Regions from separate parts of the Mus musculus genome. Here region 2 is linked to region 1. The links are chromatin loops, found by intact Hi-C in ENCODE. Cell type or tissue: left cerebral cortex. All regions are shown on one strand. Each heading gives the region's core, and the rest is flanking DNA. Links, peaks and the distances in the headings are about the cores only.

The links. Hi-C counts contacts between places; a loop is a spot of excess contacts. Peaks named below come from ENCODE experiments on the same cell type or tissue, not always from the same donor. Only the 100,000 strongest peaks of a DNase experiment are listed, where the experiment ranks them.
Region 2: a loop joins it to region 1, with 2.2 times the contacts of the local background. A loop is called at or near these places in 1 of 42 quality-filtered maps.

What each region holds. Positions count from the first base shown.
Region 1 is chr14:101,512,449-101,522,689 of GRCm38, reverse strand. The region is part of intron 1 of Tbc1d4 (TBC1 domain family, member 4); the gene reads left to right. Among named protein-coding and RNA genes, the nearest start is that of Tbc1d4, 92 kb to the left of the region's middle. In left cerebral cortex, for the core only: a CTCF peak has its summit at 5,163; DNase peaks (open chromatin) are centred at 5,198, 5,669 and 5,969.
Region 2 is chr14:101,724,796-101,735,036 of GRCm38, reverse strand. It overlaps Lmo7 (LIM domain only 7), which reads right to left and starts at 5,109. Exons shown (of 31, transcript NM_201529.2): 1 at 4,812-5,109. The coding sequence starts at 4,880. Gm9922 (predicted gene 9922) reads left to right here and starts at 5,309. Exons shown (of 2, transcript NR_168926.1): 1 at 5,309-5,525; 2 at 5,648-7,437. In left cerebral cortex, for the core only: a CTCF peak has its summit at 5,313; a DNase peak (open chromatin) is centred at 5,198; H3K4me3 peaks cover 1,535 bases.

The sequences.
Region 1 (10,241 bases), core at 871-8,870:
TGGTACCACTCACAGTGGGCTAGGTCTTCTCACATCCATGTGCCCAGGCTAAACTGATCTGGGCAGTTCAGGCTTCTTCTAGATTACAGTTCTCAACCTTGGGTCCAGACTCTTTTGTTTACAGGAGTTGCATATCAGACATCTGGCAGATCAGGTATTTACATCATGATTCATTAACACTAGCAAATGCACGGTTATGAAGTATCAGGAAAAAAAATTATGGCTGGGCTCACCACAACATGAGGAACTGTTTTAAAACATTGCAGCATGATGAAGGTTGCAGTAGTAGTGGTGGAAAGGTGAATGTGATGGTTTGTATATGCTCGGCCCAGGGAGTGGCACTATGAGAAGGTGTGGCCCTGTTGGAGTAGGTGTGGCCTTGTTGGAGTAGGTGTGTCACTGTGGACGTGGGCTTAAGACCCTCATTATAGCTGCCTGGAAGTCAATATTCTGCTAGCAGCCTTCAGATGAAGATGTAGAACTCTCAGCTCCTCCTGTACCAAGCCTGTCTGGATGCTGCCATGTTCCTGCCTTGACGATAATGGACTGAACCTGTGAACCTGTAAGCCAGCCCCAATAAAATGTTGTCCTTTATAAGACTTGCCTTGGTCATGGTGTCTGTTTCCAGCAGTAAATCCCTAACTAAAACATTGGAATTTAAAAATACAGCCCAGTATCTTTTTGCTTTGTTTTGTGACCCACTGACTTTAACCAGGACAGCGGGCATTGTGATGGCTTTAGAACTATTTCCTGAAACCTGGTGGGTCCACCAGTGGGTACAATCTGAAGATAATGATTCTCCCTCCCCCAGAGTACATCAGTAGCCAGCCGCTCATCAGGAAGGGATAGGATCCTATGAGCCTAATCTGGAATTTTTTTTTTTTGAAGTGCCTGGTAAATCTGTCTTTACACATTTCTGTACCTTTGGTCTGATTTCTTTCTTTTTAGTGTTATTACGTAGTTTCATCTTTGCTTTCCATTCATCACTAGCTTTTTTGGTTGAGGAGTGCTGACTGACGGCAGTTCATCATTGGCAGTTATGACAAGAGCACAAGTTGTTCCTGACGCCTCTTCTCCCTTCTTTGGAGATAGAATTTTAACTTGGTACATTGCCATCTAGAGCCAGGACTATTATTCTTAGCTATTCTTTTGCCTAGAAGTTCCTGTTGATCTGGCCAATGAGGTGTAAGTAGATCTATTGTGCTCCATTTCCTTAAGAAGCTTGACTTAAGAGAATGTCCATGGTATGGGTGCATGTGTGTGTATTTCAGTGCATATGTATACACATGTATATGTGTGCATATGTGTGTGAGCATGTGTGTATCCATGCATGCATATGCATGTGTGTGTGAGCGTGTGAGTGTGTAAGGCACTGATACTCCTCTTTTTTCCCCCTTTTTTCATTTGTTTCTTTATGTCCTGTAGTCTAGAGTATAGTTGCCACTATTTAAGATCAAATAATTAGAGTCCCCAAGATAACCAAGCAAAATAAAAGAAACATGATCTTTAGTGTTTAAGGACTATAAGTAATACCAAACAGCCCTAAGCCTTTAACTATTTTTAAAAAGTATTATTTTATTTTAAAATTTATTTGTGGTGGTGGTGGTGGTGGTGGTGGTGGTGGTGTGTGTGTGTGTGTGTGTGTGTGTGTGTGTGTGTGTGTGCATGCGCCTGGGCTTCACATGGAGATGGAGGGAAGGGCATTCGGTGTCCACTCTTTATTACTCTCTGCCTTTTCACTTAAGGAATAGCCCCTCCTTGAACCTAGGGACCATGCCCCCATGCCCCTGAACCTAGGGACCATGCCCCCATGCCCCTGAACCTAGGGACCATGCCCCCATGCCCCTGAACCTAGGGACCATGCCCCCATGCCCCTGAACCTAGGGACCATGCCCCCATGCCCCTGAACCTAGGGACCATGCCCCCATGCCCCTGAACCTAGGGACCATGCCTAGTCCCCACTGCAAGGCAGAAGCTTATGTAATCCTGTTTCTGACCCTACTTGGAACTGGGGTTAGGTGATTGCGAGGACGCTCTCCTTGTTATGTGGGTCCTGTATCTGCTCTCTGCTCCTCCCAGGATGGAGGGGAAAACACTCTCACCTCCTAAGTCGCCCTCCCGGCCTAGCCCCGTCCTCCTCAGCTGACTTTTATCCGAGAGGAACATTGGGTTAGTGTAGTGTAATCATTTATTGCTTTCAGTTTTAATCATGATTGATGAAACCGATCCTGATGATTGATTTCTGCGGGTTCTATGAAACAGTAATAGTTTCTTAGTGGATTTATCAACGTGTATTCTCACAAACTAGTACTATTAGCTACAACTCTGAGGCAAGAGTGGAAACCAACATTTAAAGGAATCCTGGAGAGGCCCAGGATTATAGGAGGCCAGGAGCTCACCAGCTACCCTGACATCAAGGGTGTCATTATCCTCCACTCAGGGACTTGACCTGACAAAAACTTCACTTCCTTTTTCCCTTCAATTTCTCTTTTCTTCTTGGTTTCATTTCCTGCTACTGCAGACTAACTCTGTCCTGGGAGAACATATGGACACCTGTGGTACCCAGCTAACGTAATGGCTGGGGGCCATCAGTGAAAAATGACTGCATGTCATCTTCCACTGTGGTAATGTTAGGGTACATCTAAAGCAGACCTGGTGGGACTGAATGAAACCTGTCCAAACCTGTCACCAGAGTGGCTTCTTGTGCGCCTTTGTGGGGGTAGATTTGGATTGGAGACGGTACAAGAATCGACAGCACCAAGTTTGATCTACATTGTAGTGGATGCTATTTAGACGTTACAGTCGTGTCTACCACAGCTAAATCCCTCACGGATATTTTTCAGAGTTGTTCACACATAGACATAGAAACCCTCGCTTGCTTTGAGTTTGGTTTCGGGTGTGAAGTCTCTCAGAGCATATTCATCTTCAATAAACATCTCTTCTTTGAGAAGGCTGATGAAATTGAATTTTGCCCACAGGATCACAGCGTGCACACTCATTATTAGTGACCATTGAACAGATTTTATTCATTTCTTCTATCTTAAATCATGTTGGTTGCAATGCTAACACCAAAACACTAGCTTCATTAAACCTAGTACCAGAGATATTAAGAAGATGTTCAGGTATTCTTTACCCCCCCCCCCCATGTGTGTGTGTGTGTGTATGTGACTGTGTGTGTGTGTTCAGGTGTGGATGCTAGGATAGCCTACCTAGCATTCACCACACGCCTTTCTCTCTGTGTGTGTGTGTGTGTGTGTGTGCATGCTTGAATGTGTGTGGATGTCACGATAACCTAGCTGGCTAATGAGCCCCTGGCACCTGCCTGTCTCAGTCTCACCACTGCTGAAATTACAGGCAGGCACCTCCATCCCTGGCATTTGACTGACTTCTGGGGACCTGAACTTGGGCTCTCTTGCAAACACCACTCACTGAGCCATTTCCCCAAGGCTTCTATATTCTTACAAATATGATAGTGTTACAAGTCAGTTTAAATTTCTGAGGAGAAACTGAAGGACTTAGAAATCCATAGCCAAATGTGTGGTATTTATACAGTTCCATAAGTAGAAATATCTACTTGAGGTCTTTGATTACACTGCTACAGAACATATTAGGAGTTCTGCTGAATGGGAGAAGCAACCTGCCAAGAGAGCACAAGGTAGGCTGGGGCCTCTTGTGGCTGGGAGGTGCACTCTTTCAGGTGTCTCTCAAAGCAGTTTCAGAGATCACAGAGGTAGAGGCTTATTGCTTGCGACAGTGTGTATTGCATTTATTAATTTGATGCCAGATCTGTAAAGCACATATAAGCATGTTATTTCTGGAAAAGCCCTTTACGGTACCAAGCTGGTTTGTTGTTTTCTACCACCAAAGGTGACAGGAGGAATCATGTCCTTTGAGCCTCCTAATGGTTAGATTCTCTTCAGTGGAGTGGGAAGAGGAGGTGGCTTTGTGCTTTCTAATGAACACTGAGGAACCCCTCCACTCTGCTGCTATGAGAGCCGACTCTATGTTTTCTGGTTAGAGCTTCCCTGGGTGATTGATGTTGACTGTGCTCCCAGATCTGAACGTGTACTGACAGCCCCAAAGGCAACCTCGCTGGAAGCCATCGCACTATTCATTTTTAACATACTGGCGATAACAGTATCAGTCACACTTCACCTCGACCCCTGTTTTTCAGAGGAGTGAAGTTCTACTGTAAGGGTCAAGGACAGGGTCATACCGAGCTCCAGTCTTAATTGGGACCGTGGAGAACGCAGCAGTCTTCTCTGACCCACGGAATGTGCCCTCGTGGGTCAGAGAGTCATCTGGCTGCTCGTGGCTGCCCTCCCTGCCCGCCTATTTTTGGAGACAAGGCAATTGTGTGTTTTCACGTTATCTTTCAGTGATATGGAGTTAGGATCGTTTTTTTGTTTGTTTGTTTGTTTTTGTTTCTGTTTTTTGTTTTTCGTCTTGGAAGAAGAGGAGCCCGTGCACCTTTATAGATTAAAGATATTGTATGCAAGCAACTGAAATCTCTGGAGAAGAGGGCTTTACAATGTGAAAGATCTGTTGTGCTGTTATGAATGTCTGAAGCAATGTGGCACGCCAGGACAGAAATAGGTTTCTGAGAAATGTGTGGTGTGTTTGTTTCCTGATACCATTACAACTCTATCTACTGATCTCAGCGAACTTGGGGTGTCCAGATTCTCTCTGGCTCAGCACTTGCCCCCTGGCCCCCATTCCGTTGCACAATCACGGCTTGCCTAAAGCCTCCACTCCTCTTGAGTTCAGACATTTTATGAGTTGAAATTTATTAACTGTCCCCTCCGTCGCTTTGTTTAGAAGGCTCTATATTTTCATATACCCTGATAAAATGCCAAGACATATTTTCTTACTATGTTTATTATGCTCTCTGTGAACATATTTAACAGGTTCAAGTCTATTAAATCCTGACTTTACGATAATTTTTTTATTCAAAGTAACCTTTCTTTTTATTAACTTGCTAATTGGTTTGGCACACTTGTTTAATTATTCAAATTTACAATGATTTGCTTCTAAGTGGTTGATTTTATATCTAAAACGGTCTAAAATAAGAGCAGTGGTAATGACATTTTACAAACTATTTTTTTCAGTATTATTCTTTTGCAGTTGTATTACGGTAGTCCAGGTGAAAACACTCCCCCTCGTGGTCATTACAGTAAATGCGGGCACTAAGCATTAAGTACATTTTCTGATCAATAGAATCAACTAATAGATTGGTTCACTGTGTTTTGTATTGGTTGCAGGGACTTGCAGCATTCAGAACCATGAATTTCACAATGCCATGATAGATAATAGTAATTCACAGTGTTTCATAGTCCTGTACGCTGTGTTGCTACAGTTAGAAAACAGATGGACTTTTCTGAGTGCATAAGAAGTTTCACTCTCATGAGTCAATGACTTTGCCTTTTGAAAATTGTATCTATATCAGAAAAGAAATAAAAAATTATTTTTCATAAGCGACACAAGTAAGATGCAAAATGTTCTCTCTTACCGTGTAAGTATACACAGACTTACTGCAAAATGCATTTGTGATGTTAATCTTCACTGTTCTCCCAACTGGATTTGGAGTTACCTAGCAGACACACCCCTGGGCCTGTCTGTGGGCGTGTCTCCAAGAGATTTAACTGAGGAGCGAAGGCCTGCTCTGAATATGGGTGGTACCTTCCCAGGGGCTGCAATTCCAGAACAAAGGAGAAAGCAAGCAGAGGAAAATTCGGCTTGTTTTTTCTTGTTTCTTGCTGACTTCAGGTACAATGGGGCTAGCTACCTCCTGCTTCTTCCTTCCCTGATTGACTACATCCCTTCAAACTATGAGCTAAAATAAACTCTTCCTTAAGTTGTATAAGTAGATAATTTGTCATGGCAACAAGAAAGGGAACCAATACAATACGTCTTAGAATAGCTCCCTGTAGGCTTAGGGTTTTTTAAATCCCACTTTTAAGAAGGGTTTTAAAACACTTCAATCTCCCGCCCTCCAAATACCATGTGAGTCTGCCTCAGCAAAATGCAGTGTGAGTCTTGTTCAGCAAAAGACCATGTGAGTCTGCATCGCATTACAACCAGAAACTTCCACTTTAGTCCCCAGCCACAGCCTATGCTGGGAGCGTAGTTTATTTCTATGCCTTCATGTAGGTGCCGACTCCAGCTTTCTATTTGCCAATGACCAGATCTTACCCAAGATATTTAAGCTCTCTAGTAAAACCTTCCATTAACTTGTAATTGCTTCCGTGACATCTCAGAAAGAGTGACCTTAAGATATCAAGACAAGTTTGCCTTGCAAGTTGGCCTGTAATCACTTTGAATTAAATTCAATGTCTCACCTTCAGTGCCGTGCTGAATCTTCCTCCCTGTCCTCAGCTCTGCTCATGAGCTGCCTTGTGATTTACAGAGGAGCTTGCGGGAGTGGAAGGAGGAAGTCTGCTACCCACAGCGCCATGCCTGCCCACAGCGCCACGCCTGCCCACAGCGCCATGCCTGCCCACAGCGCCATGCCTGCCCACAGCAGCACTTTGCAGCCCCTGCCTCACTCGCTGAACTATTCCCACCTCCGTTGTGTTGTCTCTTCCCTTTTGCCCACGTACAGACATTGTTCCTGCGGCTTTCTTCATCAGAAGCCATCATTTGAATACTTTTATTTGTAACGTTTTCCTTAGGTTTATTTTATTGTTTTGTGTGTGTGTGTGTGTGTGTGTGTGTGTGTGTATATTATTAGTGTTTGGCCAGCATGTTTGTCTCTGCACCAAGTGTGTGCCCGATGCATGGCGAGCTTCAGGTCCCTTGGAACTGGAGTTACAGATGGTTGTGAGCTGCGATACAAGTGCTGGGAATGGAAGTTGTGTCCTCTGGAAGAGCAGCAAGCAACAGCTGAGCCAAGTCCTCAGAGCCAGTCTGTCCCTGTTGCTTCAGGCTTTGTTCCTGAATTTGTCTACCCTAGTATGGCTTTTGCCTGCTGCCTACACAATGTGTGTATGTGTGTGTGTGTGTGTGTGTGTGTGTGTGTGTGTGTGTGTGTGTGAGAGAGATGAAAACCACCAATGACCCCAAGCATATTGGTTATTCCGCTTTTTCTGGCCTCAGGGTCTTCTCTGATGCTTCTATTCCTGGTTCTTGATGCAGTTCCCTTTGTTCACATGTCTTCAGTCTTCCTCACTTGGATTGGTATGCACTTGGAGTCATGGGAGGGGGCTGGGCTGGGGAATTTTCTGTCTGTTTCTCTCTGATACGTGTGCAACACCTTTTTCCTTTTAAACTGTGTCACAGAGTAGAGGTCAGGGGACAGCCGTGGGCATCAGTTCTCTTGTTCACTGCAGAGTATGTCAGGCTAGCTGGCCTTGGAGTATTGGGGCAGCTTATCTCCACTTCCCATCTCATGGGGTCTTAGGATGACGTATGTGTACTCCCCTGGATGACTTGGCTTCTGGGGTTCTAAATTTAAGCTCTCATTCTTACACAGCAAGCCCCCTACCCACTGAGCCATCTCTCCAGCCCCTGTACAAAGTCTCTTGATGAAAACCATCTAATCTTACAGCTTTAAAGGCCATCTGTAGGATAACAGTGTCATGTTTTCTATGCCAGCCATCCTCTCTCTTCTGAGGGATATAGATTCAGCTGCCAGCTGATACTGTGAGACGAGAAATTTATAACCCAACCCAAGCTCTGGATTTCTTCAGCTGCACCTCCCAGCCTGTTGTATCCCTAGTTACTCTCAAGCACGAAGTTATCCTGACATCTCTGCATCCTGCTCCCCGCCTGAGGACACCCCCAAACCCACACTGTATCTTTAAAACAATGTGCAGCTGCCCCCTGCTGCTCGACACCTCCCTGTTGGTTGCTCCTGGGTGTGCTTACCCTGGGTTGCCAGAGCTACCAGTCTTCTCTGCATTAACCAAGGGGTCCTTTGAAAACATAAATCTTGTCATGACTCCATTCAACCATTCAACAATAAGAATAAAAGCTGAAGTCCTTTCAAGGCTCGCGTGATGTCAGTCTCCATGTCCCCACAATTTCCTCAGTTCATAATCCTTGCTCATTCATCCATCCCAGCCACAAGGGCTTCCTGCAGTTCCCTGGACAGCCCAGGCAAGTCTGTGGCTCAGAGCCTTGAACTTGGTGGTCTCTCTGTTGGGAACAAGCCTCCCCAGATATCTGCGGGACCAGGTCCTCACTGGCTTGACATTTACGCTGTGTCTTACAGAGCATCCTTTTTCGAGAACGGTGAAGAGTCTTATTCCAATTTCTTCTTGGACATTTTCACTCTCTAACACCCTCAGTATTTTACTCATCTTGCGCATAGAATTTCTTCTCCTCCTCGTGTCTCTCAGTTCCCCCTGTTCCCCGAAGGCCAGAATGTTTATATTGACATGGCCTCTTTCAGGTTCTTATATAGCACAGAGCAGAATGATATTTTAGCTTTAATTAAAAACATTATTGGCTAGTTTACCGTCCCACCTCATTCCGCCACATTTGCACACGTCATTCACATTTTCCTTTGAGCTTACGTGTGAGAGAAGTACTGTGATGTACGCTTTCCAGATGGAAAACTGAAGACAGATGGAGACCCTTCTGGAGGCAGAAGTCAGTATTGTCGTGGGGCTGTCACTGAGGACAAAGTTCATGCTCTGTGCTTTTTTTTTTTTTTTTTTAAACCATTCCATGCAATGGATTTCATCTGTTTTCAAACAATGGTTTATTTGTGACAGGGAATCTGATGACTTTTTCCTTCTAACTTCTTATCACCCATCTCTGCTCTATTATCATCCCTCCGTCATTGAGCACCCCCGCTTCTAAGGGGATTCTACTCTAATCAAATCATCAGATTCCCCAAGATTTCCTTGAGTGCCCCTTGAGTATGGTATATGCTTCTGCAGTTCAAAGTGGTCTTAGGCTAAGAAGATCTGTCTGGGGTCTGGAGAGCTGGCTCGGCAGTTAAGGGCTCTTGCAGATGACCAGAGCTTGTTTCCCCAGTGTGTCCATCAGGCTGCTCACAATCACCTGTATCTACAGCACTAAGGGCTCTGATGCCCCTTCCTGGCCACTGTGGTCACTCACATACACGTGTACACGCGCACATGCACAGACACACACAAACACTCACAAACAGGTAAGTGTTCAGTGCTACGAACAGTAAGACAGACTCGGGGGAAGACCTTGGTATGACGGTTACACAGATCTGCTCCATGGTATCATATCAGGAGAATAGAGGCAAGAGAAAAGCTGTGCTTTCACGAGGGGTTGGAGCGAAGTAGCTGAGGATTGCTAAGAACTCTAAAGCCCAGGCTAAGAGGAAACCATTTTGGCTTACAGCCCGGAGATCAAAACTAAAGCTGCTCCTAGGAGTCTGGTTCAAGTCACAGAGCGACTCTGCTTTCTTTGGCCCCGGATCCTCTCGTTTAATCTCTTTATCTTCTTTATTGCTTTAACTTTTGATGTAAGAAGTTTGTTTTGTAACAAGATGGGGTAGGCCAGAGACTTCTCAAAGGCACCGAGAGCTTTGCGATTCTTTGATTTTAACATCATATTACTCTAGTCTCTTTTGACTCTGCACCCACCCAGAGTTAAACTTTATCTTACCGTAGAACATTTCCTTTGAAATAATACCTTAGGGTTTTAAGGCAAATTCAAAGAATCTAGAGGTATTGTGGGAAAAATTTAAAAGTGAGGCCATACGTCATACGTGACAGCATATCCCTGTAGTCCCACCTACATCGAGGCTGAGGGTAATGGATTGTAGGAGCTTCAGAATTTAAGATCAGCCTGGCTGCATGGGGAGATATCATCTACAAATCTTCTTCTTCTTCTTCTTCTTCTTCTTCTTCTTCTTCTTCTTCTTCTTCTTCTTCTTCTTCCCCTTCCCCTTCCCCTTCCCCTTCTTCCCCTTCCCCTTCTTCCCCTTCCCCTTTGTTCCCCTTCCCCTCCCTTCTCCCTCTTCCCCTCCCCTCCCCCTCCCCCTTCTCCTCTTTCATTTAAAGCGTGTTCATGTGGAGTTTGCATGCATTAGTGGTAGTGCCTGCAGAGGTTAGAAAGGGCATCAGGGCACCAGGGCCTCCTGGAGCTGGAGTTGCAGGAGGCCATGTGACATGCTGCGTACATGCTGGGAACTGAACTTCAGTCCTCTGGGGCAGCAGAGGTATTCCTTACACTCAGCCATCTCTCCCACCCTTGTGGTCTTGCCTCTTAAGCAGAGCAGGATTACAAAGAGCTACCCTCCTCTGAGGCAGTGTCCT
Region 2 (10,241 bases), core at 1,603-9,602, 210 kb before region 1:
CAGTGAGGGCTGCACAGAGAAACCCTATCCAGAAGAAGAAGAAGAAGAAGAAGAAGAAGAAGAAGAAGAAGAAGAGGAGGAGGAGGAGGAGGAGGAGGAGGAGGAGGAGGAGGAGGAGGAGGAGGAGGAGGAGGAGGAGGAGGAGGAGGAGGAGGAGGAGGAGGAGGAGGAGGAGGAGGAGGAGGGGGGGAAAAGGGAAGAAGGAAGGAAGAGGGAGGGAGAGAGGATAAAAGGAAGGAAGAAAGAAGGGAGGGAGGGAGGGAGGAAAGGAAGGAAGGAAGGAAGGAAGGAAGGAAGGAAGGAAGGAAGGAAGGAAAGAAGAAAGAGAGAGAGAGAGAGAGAGAGAAAGAAAGAAAGAAAGAAAGAAAGAAAGAAAGAAAGAAAGAAAGAAAGAAAAAAGAAAAGAAAGAAAGGAAATTACATGTATTACTAAATATGCTCCTCTGAATTTAGAAACGTTTCCAAATGAATATTTGTCACTATATTTCAAAAGCAACAGCACACATACAAGAGTGTTCTCTTGCCCTATAGACTACACTGGTGTTCAGTGATCATTCGGTATCTTACAGACCTGAGGTCCACAGCCATGGATAGAAAGGATACAGTTTAGTGAGGATGAAGGGTAGAACTGTGCTTATATCAGTGGTGGACCCAGAAAGTACCATTGTTTAAAACCAAGGGATTCTTTACTTTTCTAAACTCCTTCTGCACAGAGGCAAGCCAAAGAGCCCTAGGGACAGACCGTCTTTGAAGGATAAAACTTAGGACACGTAGAAGACCAGACCAATGGGAAGTAAACAAAGAGCCAGGGCTCTTATTCTGATGCCAAACTTGGCGATGTACTCACGCTGGCACCCTTCTGTGCTTTTACAAGATCATAGTGATACTGAAAGACTCAAACCCAGAGATAGCAGGAAGGGGGTGGGGGAGGAGCAGGGCAAGGAAGCAGCGAATCAAGTGAGCCATAAACACAGCTCTGCCTAAGTGGCATACCTAGAGAGCAAAAAGAACTCACAGCCTGGAAACCAGTGATCAAGCTGTGAACTGCACCCCTGGTGTTTAATCTCATCAGTACTTTATCTGTTTAAGTTAAGGGTTTGTCCCTAAGCAGACAGAGGAAACTATTAGGTATAGGAAATTAAAAGGCACAGCAGAAGCGAACTAAAATTAGTGAGTCTAGGCTGTGTTTTCAACCACTCCATCATCTACTCTATGACCTTGCTAGGAGGGCTTTGCCTGCAAACCACTGCTCACGCTGTTTTAAACCAATGTTTAATCATAAACTAGCCCTGCTACATTATTAATATTCCAAACCACATTTCCACCTAGATAATCATCTGATGTCATTCTGTCGCAATATCTAGAAGGGATCCAGTTCCACATTTGTTTTCACTGCAGAATTAATTCCCGAGTGGACAAACCTGCTTAGTGTCTTCATTTTTTTTTCTTAAGAATCGAAGTATAATTTCAAATGAAGCAAAAGAGAAACCAGTAGAGTGACAAGAGTCATCACATCCCACTTGCTCCATACATCCCCTCAAAATAAACTTTAACTACATCAATTTTTTGTGTGAAGAATAGCACGTTATGCATTTGCCGTCACTGGTGAGAAATGGGAAGCTCAGACTGACATGAAGTCCGGTCATCATTTAAAGTTGTACAAGGTTATTGGAGTTTCTGGACCTTGGGAGACTCAAAACTGCAGCTGAAGGGGTGAGGCAGGTAGCTCAGTGGATGAGCACCTATGTCATACGTGAGGTGGCTATGTTTAGTCCCCCGCCACACCACAGTAGAAAAATATAGTTCCCTATAAAACTTTAGGTGACGATTTAGACAGCAGGCTATCTTCTCTGCAATACTACAGGTTATGGCACATGTACATACCTAAACACGTGAGATAAATGAATCAGAAGCCATGTAGAGAAAACTCACAGAAAGAACAAAGAAGAGAAGATTAACAAACAAGAGAACTGTATGATACTATCTCATTCATGGTCCAAAATGCTTCAGAAAATACCTTGAAATTAACACTTTATCTTCAAACTAAGGGTCCTCTTGAAAGCAATGGGCTGTGTGGCAATGAAAGTCAGACATTCTGCTCTTTGGACAAAGGAATGTCTTTAATATGTGTGTGCTTTAGTCGAAAAAACAAAACAAACACAAACAAAAACCCTAACAAGAGAACCAACTAGCATGACTTCAAATGCCCAGGGTCCTCCTAAAGAATAGATGATAAAATTTTTAAATAAGAACATGAGGCCAGGCATGATACTGAACACCTTCAGTGCCAGCACTCTAGAACCAGAACAGGTAATCTCCAAGAGTTCAAAGCCAGCCTGGTCTACATAACGAGTTCCAGGATATCCAAGCCTCCCATGTCTGGAAATAAATAAGTGAATAAATAAACAAATATGAATACAAAACCCATTCAAATATCTTCAAGAACATTTAACAGTAGTCCAACTAGTGTGAGGAGTAAAAAAAATTAATTTTAATTTCTGTAACTATATTAAAGGAATCTGACAGTAGCTTTAGAAACTCTGTACTCTCTGTAAATAAGGAACATACCAAGTTGTCAAAGCACTGCTGCTAAGCCTTTCCACAGGCTGGGACTGAGGGAGAAGATGCACACACATAATGATTATCTTTCAGACCATCACACTTGCAAGGAGGTCATAGTATGCAAATTGTTCGCAGAACTTTTACACAACTGTAAGCGTGCTAAGATACACAAATAGTATTGACTTTCTTAAGATCCAGATACTAACCCCTGGGTAAGAAAAGAACGCTATGCACAGTTTCAGAAACAAGTATAAGTCTTGCAACACCACCTATAAACTGTGAATGACCCCAAATTGCCAATACCACCCAGACTCAGGGGGTGTGAATGGAAATGGCCCCTTCCCCCTTCCATCCCATACACTCATATGAAAAAAGTGAATGGTGACTTCAGCTTGCTTTCTGAAACCATGCAGCGCAAACACCACTGATGGAAAATTACAGGTAAAGCCTTGATTTTTCCAGGTTTATGAAGGAGCAAAGTTATTTTTTCTCTTAACTCCATTGCTGGGATTTTTCCACTCTCATTTCAATTCTGAATGCAGTGTTTGTAACTTCTCCCAGCCTTCCATACCCTTCCTCCCATCTCTCCAAGTCACCTTGGCACAGCTCAAAGTTTCAGCCTTTAAAGACACCAAAAGCTACCATCTGAGACACTTCTACCATCTAGAAAGTGAGGTCACTCATATCTCCTGCCCTCTTACTATACAGAAGTATAACATTTAACATTTATTTTTTTTCCTCATAAGTACATGATATTTTTAAAATGTGTATGTGTGTGTGAGTGTTTGTAGGTGTGTATGTGTGTATGTATGTGTATGTGTTTGTAGGTATATATATATGTGTGTGTGTGTGTGTATGAGCGTGTGTGAGTATGTGTGTGTTTGTAGGTATGTATGTATGTGAGTGTGTATGTGTGTATTTGTAGGTATGTATATGTGTGTGTGTGTGTGTTTGTAGGTATGTATGTGTGTGTGTGTGAGTGTTTGTAGGTATGTGTGAGTATGTATGTGTGTGTGTGTGTGTGTGAGCATTTGTAGGTATGTATGTGTGTGTGTGTGTGAGCATTTGTAGGTATGTATGTGTGTGTGTTTGTAGGTATGTATGTGTGTGTATGTGTGTGTGTGTGTGTTTGTAGGTATGTATGTGGATGTAGATTCCGATGGGGGTTGGGGTATATACTTGGAAGCCACCATTTTGGCTAAGTCACACTGAATACTTCTGCCTCAGCAGCCCTGCCTGTCCTGGAGTTGCAATGGCTTTTTTCCACGGGTGCTAGAGACCCAAAAGCAGGTCCTCAAGCTAGTGGGACCCTACATGTATTTCTTTAAAACATAAAATAAAATGACTTTTAAAGAACTAGCTTCCCCTATATTCTTAGTAGCCTAATTTGAATTTTTAGGTAGATTGAGGGGCTGCAGGCGTGATTCAGGAGTAGCCGCTCTTATCTAGCATGTCCCAGGCCCTGAATTAAATTCCCTAGCTGTTGGATAAAACAGCATGTGGCACCACTAACTCCAAAATGACGTCAGGGTTGGTGTGGGCAACAATTTTATAACCATCAGTTATTCTGAGTCCCACTTTGGGAAGGATTCTTTTGACCCATCCGGAAAGTCACCTCATAAGTCTAGAGTTGTAACTCGGTACTAGAGCCCAGGTGTGGGGTGCCTTGAGTTCATTCACAAGCACAACCCACCTAGGTGGTCAGCAACGGAATAAAACAGGCTAGTCCGAAGGCGACCATGTAGAGACTATCTCTCCTTCGTGACAATAAAAGGAACAGAAGATCTTGTCTGTGAGGCACAGCTGGAAGAATAACAAGCCGTCTGTAAAGGAGCTTAGGATATTTTAGTTTCTCAACTGGAGAGGAAGAGAGCGGGAGAGGGAAGGATGGCAGCCCCCCAACTCTCTAGGCTCACACCCCGTGCTGAATACACTGGCTACCCAGGTGCGTGATAAGCAACTGCATCCCGAAGAAATGCGCCCGAGGTCCCCAGCCTAGCTCTGTGCCCCGCTTTTTGGGAAGTGCGATACCCAAACCTGGTGGACAAGCGCTGGGAGATCTGCAAGAAAGTCTGAGGAGGGCTAGGCATCAGAAGACTAGAGAGGGAAATTTTGCACTGTACCCAAAACTGCCTCTTTACTCAGCCTAGGTCACCGGACGGACGTAAGCTCAGATTGGTGGGAAACCCAAGAAGACTCAGGCACGGAAAGTGTAAATTCATCTGTAAAGAACTGGAAAAGACACTCACCTCCACCCATCTCTGAGCCTCTGCGAATGCAACAGAGCAATCGGCCTCGGCGTCCTCCATCCCTTCCATGTCTAGGGCAAGAGAGGGAGAGGAGCAGCTCAGTGGGTGCGCGCCGGGACCCAGAGCTCCCACGCCACGCGTCCCCCGCCCTTTGTAGCGACGTGCAGTTTGAGTTCAGGAACCTAGAAGAATTTGCAGGAGTTGCTTTCTCCAAACTCTAGAAATCGGCTCAAGTTCAGCCTGACTGGAGCAGGAGGAGGTGAAGAGGCAACTGGAAGCGGTGTGCAGAAGGAGCCGGGACTCCTGGGAACTTCAAAAGTCGCAAGCGCTGTCACCGCCCTCGACAGTAGCCCCGCCCCGGCCCACCCCCTACGGGCCGGTCCCAGCTTCCGTCCTTGCCCCTCGCCAGGGTCCTTGCAGCCACCTCTCTGGTCAGAATTATCTGGGCGGGGAGATGCGCCCCAGCCGGCATCCTTCCCGCCTCTACCCGCCTTCCCAGTCCCGGGCTCTCTCGGGAGGCGGCGCCCCTTCTGCCTGCGGCCTGACATACCAGGAATAGCTGCACACAATTGCACCTTTCCGGGCCAAGAAACTTCCCCCGCGGGGACGCGGAGCCACCAGGCCTCCACGCCACTACCCTCCGGCTCCACGGAGCTCGCTGACCGGTCCCAGATGCTGCGCGGTCCCCGCTACTGCCCCGGCTTCCGGCCGCAGGTGAGGGTACCGGCCTGGGCACTGGCGGCTGGTCCCCTAGTCTGGGCTGGCGTCGCTCCTCCCCCGATCGCAGGTGGGTCCGTGGGGAAGACCTGTGGCTTCATTTCCCCTCTCGCCTCAAGGGTACGGTGAACCGAAGGAACTTGGCTTTTCTCCCACCTCTCCTGCCTGCTTGGCCCAGTTCTGGACATTGGCCCGCCCTCCCCCGGAGAATCAAAACCTGTACCCTTCGTGGTGTGGCAAAGGTGACTGGTTATTCAGAGTGAGCAGAGAGTTTGAGTAAGTGCTCGGGGCCTGGCCAGCAAAGTGCACAGGTGGTCCAATGCCCCGCGATCTCTCCAAGGAAACTCTGGGGACTCTCTGGGCTCCAACCAGGGTACTTGACCTATGGAAGAAGATAAGATCAGCCCTTCTTTTCTGGAGGAGACGCAACATTTCATTCTTTTTTTCTTTTCTTTTTTTTTTCTTTTTTTTCTTTGTGTGTGTGTGTGTGTGTGTGTGTGATTAAAGAAATTTTCAAACGTATGGCAGAGAATCTTGTCTACGGAAACAGCCTAGCTTCTGTTTAATGATCATTAGCACTTGGGCTTATCTCACTATAGAGAGGTTTAAAGTAGGATACATTTCAGCTCTAAATATCCCAGGATACAGTTCATCTTTAACGAACACTATCCTGCAATATCATAGACCATTTTCACATGTAACTAAATAAAGCCAATAAAATTGCTAATCAACCGGGCTCGGATTTCCCTAGGATGCCAAAGCGTCCTTTGCAGCTGACTTACCTAGACCTCGAGGCAATCAGAGAATCTGCATTCCGTTTGATTGCGGATTTTTTACCCTAGAAGGGCCTCCTCCTCAAGCCCCTTCTTCCTTTTTTGGAATGGCATCGTGTGTTGAAAGAAACAAGTTGCCTTCTGGATTTGTCTTATGGCTTCTTTGTGGTGTCTTCACCACATTTCTCTCCCAGTACTTCCTGCCTCCTGGAAGTTAGATCTAAAGGCTGGGTTGGAACCCACTTGCTCTTGTGAATGAAGACCATCTGGATTGGGGTGATGGTTTCTGTTTATCCCGAAGCCTTATTTTTTTTTTTTTTTAATTGGCCTGCTGTAATCACTGGGTCTGCTTAGAAGAGCTGGCTGACAAACTTCAGGGATTATTCTTGCTATGGCAGGAGGCCACTGACTGGACCATCCCTCTCTGCCTGCTGCCTACACTCTTATTAGGCCAAACCCTAGAGGAGAGTGGGATGGTTAAAGAAAACAGGAAGATGTTTCTCTCCTTTTCTCTATCACAAAACTGCTGTCTTTGGCAAACATGAAGTAAAAACTTAATATAACGCGAAATGGTTTTATTTAAGGGAGCGAGGGAAGGGTTGATGTTTTGAGGCAAGCCCTCATTAGTGTAGGCTATAATGGCCTGGAATTCATGCCAATCCCCATACCTTGGTTGGCCAGTCCAGTGCTGAAATTACAAGTGTGAGCTACCACCCTGATAAAGACACAAAATATCATACTGAAATACATAGAATACCAGAGCTTCAGTATTGCCAGTGCAGCGGGACAGGAAGTTCTTAGGATTCCTATATAAGCACATGCTATCTGAAATGCCTCCTGTGGTCACAAGTGGTTTGAACAAGAAATGCCCACCCTAGACACAAGTATGTGAACACTTGGTCCCCAGCTGTTTGGAGGGGCTATAGAACCTTTAGGAAGTGCAGGCTTGCTGGAGAAGTATGTCGCTGGGAGCTGGGTTTGGGTGTTTACAGCTTCACCTTGCTTCCAGCTTGTGCTCTCTCTCTCTCTCTCTCTCTCTCTCTCTCTCTCTGTCTCTCTGTCTTCTGGGTGTGGTTAAAAAGCCTCCCTAGCTGTTATGGACCCTGAGGCAAAATAAACTATCATGAGTTGCTTTAGTCATGGTGTTTTCTCACAGGAAAATAAGCAACTAATACATTGCTGCAGAGCCCAATGTTTCACTCTGCAGGCAGCTGCCCAGGATGAGAAGTGCACAGGCCTGGGACCCAGAACAACTTAGGTTATCAGATACCAGATCTCCAGTTTCATCGTCTGAGAAGTGTGGAGACAGTAACATCTCAAAAGGATCATTTTATTTTTTTAATTTAATTTATTTATTTATTTGGCTTTTGGAGTCAGGGTTTCTCTGTGTAATACTGGCTGTCCTGGAATTCACTGTGTAGACCAGGCTGGCCTCAAACTCAGAAATCTGCCTACCTCTGCCTCCCAAGTGCTGAGATTAAAGGTGTGCACCACCACTGCCCAGTGAAAGGATTGTTTTATAAAACAATTAAATATGATGGTATTTGTAAAAGCCCATGAGTATACATACCACAAAAGAGGTATTCTTTTCTTTTGGGCACACTGTGTGTGTGTGAGCGCACATGCGCGCACACGAGCACACGTATCTGCTTTCACATACAGAATTTTCCTACTGAGTGGGGATGCCATTTTACTTGTTCAAATGAAGATATTGCAAGAAGTATAGAACCATGAAAATGGTTTAAAGTCAACTTGGCCACCAGCCACGGCTCATCTTAAGGAGTTAAGGCAGCAGGTTGACGACTCAGAACACCTAAGCATAATTCTTTGCTTCATTATTTCATGGAAATTAAATATCTGGGACCAGTGAGATGGCTCAGCAGGAAAAGATGCTTGATGCCAAGGCTGACTACCTGAATTTGATCTGGAAGCTCATATGGCAGAAGAAAAAAACAGATTCCTGTAAGTTGTCCTCTGACCTTTATACATGTGCTGAAATACATGTGTGTGCATGCACACACACACACACACACAAATACAAACATAATAAAAAAGTTAAGCATCCTGCATACATATGGTGCACAGCCATACACTCAGGTCAGGCACACAAAACAAGATGAGATGTTTAAATAGTTTAAAAAGTTAAGCATCAGAAAATGTGTTGTCCAAGAAAAGTTAGGGTACTTTTCAATATTTAGAAAACATAGAGGAGAGCTTGTGGCTCATACCTTTAGTCACAGCACTCAGGAGGCTGATGACGGAGGGCAGGAAGCCCCAGGCCAACCTGGGCTACAGAAAAAATTAAGTAAACAAGCAATATAGTTGCACTGTTTTCTATGCATTAGCAATGGGATGCAATGTTCATTTAATTGGTGAAATGAGGGCCACAATCTTTCTAGAAACTCATTTTACACACATGGCTAAAAATCCCCATGGTCTATTTAAGGGACTGCATCCTAAAGACAAATACAGACTGAACATCTGCAACGGATGCAGACATGTCCCACCCAAACCTTCTTTTTTAGGAAAACTTGCAGCCCAACACTGGGAAGTATGGTCACACATCAGGATGTGTGACGCTTCCAGCTGTCACACATCCTAGGTTGGCCTCTACCGCAGAAGCAGCCTCACCTGGGGCCATGCTTTCTCAGAGCAGCTGTCTCCTCTACTGACTGAATTCAGACAGAAAACCTCGGCTGTCCGTTTTCAGCCTTGTGACGGACAAGGCTAGTTGGTCTTCTCCAGTGGATCCTGGGGTTGATTGATTTACTCATCTTGTGTAAGCTTCTATGTAGCTTCCCCTACCCATGGAATCACACTCCTTTCACCAGCTCTGATTCCTGCTCCTGTCTTGCACCATAAAATAATCACAATTTGCTCCACTCTCTAGAGAAATCAAAATCAACTGTGAGAACCTTTGTGTGACTGGTTTCAAAGTCAGAATCCCAAAGAAATCAAGACCTCCCCTAATTGAGGAGGTAGAATAGATAGAAGTTCCTCCCTGGAGTTAGATACCATGCCATCATTAAAAAAAAACATAAGATAGTCAATGACACAGAAAGAGGCTTAAAATATACTACAAAGAGCAAGATATAGGTGAGTGCCCCTGGGTTTCACCTACTTGAGAGAATAGAGCAGGAGGATTATTTGAGCCAGAAATAGCAGACCAGACTGGACAACTTAGTAAGCCCCTATTACAAATATATAAATTCATTAAATATATTTCTAGGAGGAAAAATACTATATATATATATATATATATATTTTCCCTTAATGCAGCATCTTAAATCAGGAATATATTTTTGAGGCAGAATATCTTGTAGCCCAGACTATCCTTAAACTTTCTCTGTAGCAAAGGCTGGACTTGAACTCCTGATTTTTGTCTTAGTTTTTCACATTGCAGGGTTACAATTGTGTGCCATCAAGACCAGCTAACTGTTAATATTTTTGAAATTAATGAATGTTACTACATAGTAAACAAGGGGGGGGCTTAACAATGTCTATTACTAGTAGCCCTGGCTATCCTGAAACTCATTTTGAAGAACAGGCTGGCCTCAGACTCAGAGATCCACCTGTCTCTGCCTCACAAGTGCTGGGATTAAAGATGTGCACCACCATACCTAGGTCCCCATCCCCACCCCACCCCACCCCTGTACATTAGTTTTGTAAGTGAGAAAACTTGTATGACACAAATGTTTTCAAACTTGACTTTGCATCTCATGCCACAAACTTCAATTTCCTCCTCCTTCTCTGTGATGGTGGACGGTACAGAGCTCACAATTTGTGGCATGATGCTGCACTGCATCTCTCCTCTGCAAGTCTGCCCCATTCCGAGTTCCATCAATCTTCTTTTCCTTGTTTTTCCAGTGGACTCTGTCCTTCCCACCGTTGCTACTTCTTTCATTCAGTTCCTCAGCATTCTGCTAGATTTCAGAAATAG